2 separate regions of the Mus musculus genome follow, and region 1 is linked to region 2. Evidence: chromatin loops called from intact Hi-C (ENCODE). Cell type or tissue: heart. All regions are shown on one strand.

Region 1 (2,500 bases), 280 kb after region 2:
ACAGGCAAAAAGGAGTGGGGAGGACAGATGTGGAGGGGGTGGTGGTGGCAGTGAAGTAACCAGGAATGGGATAACATGGGATGAGGTGTTGGTGGAGGGGGTAACTGGAAAGTGGGATATCATTTGAGATGTAAACTAATGGAATGATAATAATAAAAAAAAAGGAAAAAAAGAAAAAAGTCAAAAAAAGAAAAAAAAAAAACTTCTATGAACTGCTTCCTATAACCTTTCTGAAATAACAGTCTCCTTCTACTCTACAAAAAATGGTTCGTATTTTAACAATTTATACTAATTTTGAAACTGTCAAAAATTGGGAAATATCTCTAAGATAATGGAAATCTTCAGGGTTGTTTTATAGCTAGAATAAAGATCAAATGCAGCAGTAGTTTATAAAGAGTTAATGTTTGGTGGTTATTAAGCCTTGCAATACAATGTTTACTCTGAAATACATATATCCTTTTCAGTTTTGCTCCTTGCAACTTTGAAGCTATCAACACAGGTCAGGCTTATCTGATGTGCAGTAAGTGGTCATCACTGTAAACAATGCAGTTTCCTCAGTGTACCAGAAACAAAATTATTTACGCCAAATTCTAATCAATTGAATCCAATCAACCTATTCCTTAATGACAGTCTTCCAAACACTTAATTTTAATTTTATCTTAACGAACAGACTTACATTACTTGTCCTATATGAATATTCATAGTAAATAATTCCTTTCAGTTCAAATATTTATGTAAAAATTTTTAATTTCCTATTCAATGAGAAACCATTTCAAATCAACTGGTTTAAAGATAATTTTAGATTTGGAGGCATAATACATTTCTATTATATTGGCTGTGTGTTTCAGTGGTAAACACTTAACTTGCCAAACCCTACAGTCAATCCCTAACACTACTAAATGAAGATATTTTTCACACATAGTAACCAAAATCATATATAGTAGGCAATACAGTTGGGTAGCTTCTTACTGCTTTTGGGTATCATTCTAATTACTCTGATGAGGAAAATTGAGGATTCAGAAAATTAAAGGGCAATTTTAATTTTTAGCGTTAAATCTTTTAAACCATGGTTTAATCAGCAGCCTACAATACTGACCACTAACTGTCCTAGAAACTCACTGCATCTTGATTTTTCCCTCAAGCTCAGGGCCCACGGGGCCGTTAAGTTTCTGTCAGTGGCAGCTTACGGGCTGGCATCTCCAGAGAGTACAGGCCACACAGCGCAAGCGCAGAAGCACATGCTGATCTGTGGGCGGGAAACTCAAGCCGAAGCGCCTCTGGCGTGGTATTGGTGAGGCGGCTTCCTGTAGGAGGCGCGGCCCTCGAAGCCGGCTTCGCTTGAGTGGTTCCTTCTGACGAGAGGAAGGTCCGCGTTGAGGCCTACCTCGCCATACACCCGGCTCTGCTTCCTCATGTAGACGTGGGGAAGATCGGCCGACAAGGCCAGGGAGCAGATGTTGCCGACAAATGGCAGCCGCGGAGGACCCGGGGGGAAGCCCGCCGGTCGCCTCTGCCTCAGCAGCTGGCGGACCACCAGCACGAAGAGCAGCAGCAGGAGAGCGCCCGCGAGCGCCCCAGCGCACGCCCGGGCTCCCGGTAGCTCCAACATCGGCCCCGGGCTGGGCTACGAACCAGTCCGGAGCGAGGAGGCAGGGGCGCACCCACCAGCCCTGCCGCACTCCCATTGGCCCGGCGCCTCGACGGCCCGCCTTATCTCTACGGCCATTGGTTCATTCAGTGTGGGCTCAGGGTCCTTTGGGTTAGCCAGCTCCAGATCTGCTTTGCTCAGAGTCCGTTTGTAAACCTTTGGGTTTGGCTTGGCTCTTGGTGAGGACCGCATAACGGGCACGGAGCCCTAGGGCCCTTTTCCGGAATGTTGTCAGTAGGTTGGTCATGTGAACTTCGCTCTCTGGGCTCGGTGCATCTTAGTTCTCTGGACGTCTGTCCTTAAAGAGTGTCTAACGTTGCCTGGTCTGTTTATTTTCAGTCTACGGATAGGGAAGAGATTAGAACTGCATTCTTTAACCGAGTCTGGTAATAACCAGCACTTCCATTAGCGAGTCCACATATCAAGAGGAAAAGGAAATAACCTTATTGTATTTTGCTTCACTCTGTCTGCAATTTCACTGTTTGTTATGAGCCATTTCTCGGTGGACCCTTTGAGGATTCTGATTAGTTCTAGTCACCTATCTTTTCACCCTTCTTTGTTCTCCCAAGCCCCCATTGGTTTCTTATTTATAATCTCAGAGGCCTCTCTTTTCAGGGATAGCACTGACTATTCAGGTTCTCTGTCTCCTACTGAGGCAGAGGCACTGATTTTATGTCGTTAGTTCAGCCCACATTCCTGTTTTCTATTGGGCAATTACTTGCAACACAGGACCGGCAGGACTTGAGACTCCCAACAACCTGCCCTCTGATTATGATTCAGCACTGGCAAAAGTTCACCAGTTCTCATTACCTTAAGTTTTATTCATGCTACTATTTATTGAATGCCTGCACA
Region 2 (2,500 bases):
GTCCTTTTCAATAGCACATTATGATCCAAAGAAACACTCTCAGAGGAATACTTTGCCTCAGATCTCAGTAACCATGGACTTTGACCAAACCCCAGACTCATTTTTCAGTGTATCAGCAAAATCCCCCCTAGCTCTTTGGCTCTGTGAAGGCCCAGAGTTTTGTCCATTCTGTTCACCATTTTTTGTTTGTTTGTTTGTTTTTTGTTTTGCTGTGTTTTTGTTTTTGTATTCCTAGAGTAGTGACTGTACATGAGAAAAGTATGTGAGCACTGGGTATATAAATCCCTCAGTGTAAGCCTGGCACCAGTCCACTGTGGCCTCTGACCCAATGGTTATATAGCAAAATTACACTAAATCCTTGAAGTTTCTTTCCCTAGGAATAGCTGAGGAAAAAGCTGTTGACTCACAACAATCCAAAAAAATTGCTCTAAAACCCTTCTAAACTAAATTTCCTCCCTAGCTTAGGAGTGAGTAGAAGATAGTCAGGAATTGCAAAAGACTTCGTCTCCACCCATTCCCCCGTTACTGAGAATTTCTGCTTTTGGTGGTTTTCCATTTTATGGTGGAATAGTTGGCATTTGACTTCCTTGGATCCTCAGCCAAACTCGAGGCAGACTCCCATCTTACCACTCACATTCTTAACCTCACTTGTTTACAGATTGTCCCTTTCTATCAAACCTTCACCCCTGAGAGACAAGAACTAGACCGTGCATATGCATATACATGGCACGTGTCACACAAACTCGGTGCCCAGTGAAATGTAACTGGCAAGACAGGACAGCCAGGGCTACACAGAGAAACCCTGTTTCAGCACGTGAAGGGACAGCTTAAGTTTGCTCCTTAGGACTTACATGGTGGAAAGAGAACTGGCTCCTGCGGTGTCTATAAAGTCCACATGCATATATACATATGCACACAAATGATAAAGGAAGAAAGTCAGACAGACTTAGCTGGTATCCCCAGACAGGTCCTGTGGCTCCCTTTTGCTTCCCACAGCCCTAACAGTAAATACAGGTTTTGGCTGATGATGTCTTTAGCCAGGAGCTAAAAAATTGATCAACAAAAATGTTGTAGGGTAACCAATCCAGCAAAGCAGTATTCCTTTAAAGCCATTAGTAAGCGAGGCCAGACTTTTAGGGTAAAGGTAATTTCTAGGGCCTGAAGAGATGGCTAAGGTACTTGCTGCTCTTACAGAGGTCTTGCTTGGGTTTGTTCAGTTCCTAGTACCCAACAGCCTGTAAGTTAAGTTTCAGGGAATCCAGTGCCCTCTACTGGCCTCCACAGGCATCTCAACCAATGAGTATAACCCTGGATCCACATACAACAGTGTTTTAAATTTCCATCAGGGGGCAGGAGACATGATTCTCTTTCTCGTGTGAAAAAAAAAATCTGTCAAAATGGAGTTTATGTTATACTTCTAGAACTATTTTCACATTTGGAGTTTGGAATGTCAGACATCCGGGTGCACATATGAAATAAGTGGGGGCAGCTGTGTGGAGGTCTAAGCTGGTGCGTGAGTTAACTTTTCTGGTTCCTGCAACAAACTACCCGGCAAAAGCAACTTAAGGAAGGAAGGATTTCTTTTGGCTCACAGTTGGAGGGTGCAGTCCACTGTGGCTGGAAACTTGAGGCTGCTGGACACTGGGTACTCACAGCCAAGAAGCAAAGAAGGTGGGTATTTGTGTTCACCTATTAACCATCACAGCTGGGAACCCTAAAGTGGGGGGTAATTTTCATAGACTAGAGTGAGAATAGAAAAGAGTTATAAGACCTGTATGCTGGAGTTCTCCAAAATTATGGTTGATTATGGTAGATCTAAGTTTGTATTTGAGTTTAGCTACTTCTAAGCTTTGAGGCCTTTTATAACTTCTCTGGCCTCCCTGAGCCTTCAGTGTGTATTGCTGAATCCTGTTAAATGAAGATAGTCTGTGGAGATCGAAGCTCAGTGCTAGAATGTGTATCTAGCTTGAGCAAGTCTGAAAAGCTGACCCCCAACATTGCCTTTAAAAAAAGTAAGAAAACCACCTTAAGGCGCAGGCGCAGGCAAGGGCTCCGTTTTTCCGAGGATAGTAGCAACGCTTGACAACGGGCTCTCACAAAATTAAAAAGCTTCTGCATAGGAAAAAAACAATGAAATGAAGGGACAGCTTGCAGGATGGGAGGAAGTCTTTGCTAGCTATGCTTTTGACAGGATTAACATTTAGAACACACAAAGACGTCAAACGTAGTAAGATAATAAATGAGCTAATAAGATGAACAAATACCTCAGAGGTGAAGCACAAATGATAAACACAAGAAATAGATAGTCAATCTTACTCTAATCAGAAATGCAAATTCAAGTCACATTGAGATTTCCTGTCACCCCAATTGGGATACCAGTTGTTAAGACAATAAATAACAACATGGCTGGGTATTATTGTGGATGGCTCTGGTGCTGCCTCTTTTTTGATGTTATTTCTACTTTCCTGTGAGAGGTTGTCTGGAACGAGGTATGAGTCGT

The links. Peaks named below come from ENCODE experiments on the same cell type or tissue, not always from the same donor. Only the 100,000 strongest peaks of a DNase experiment are listed, where the experiment ranks them.
Region 1: a loop joins it to region 2, with 2.8 times the contacts of the local background. A loop is called at or near these places in 5 of 42 quality-filtered maps.

What each region holds. Positions count from the first base shown.
Region 1 is chr7:114,561,349-114,563,848 of GRCm38, forward strand. It overlaps Cyp2r1 (cytochrome P450, family 2, subfamily r, polypeptide 1), which reads right to left and starts at 1,624. Exons shown (of 5, transcript NM_177382.4): 1 at 1,385-1,624. The coding sequence starts at 1,609. In heart, a CTCF peak has its summit at 1,287; DNase peaks (open chromatin) are centred at 1,333 and 1,703; H3K4me3 peaks cover 1,225 bases; H3K27ac peaks cover 1,089 bases.
Region 2 is chr7:114,280,586-114,283,085 of GRCm38, forward strand. No RefSeq gene overlaps it. Among named protein-coding and RNA genes, the nearest start is that of Psma1, 5.7 kb to the left of the region's middle. In heart, a CTCF peak has its summit at 1,292 (motif pointing left); no DNase peak of the experiment used is centred here.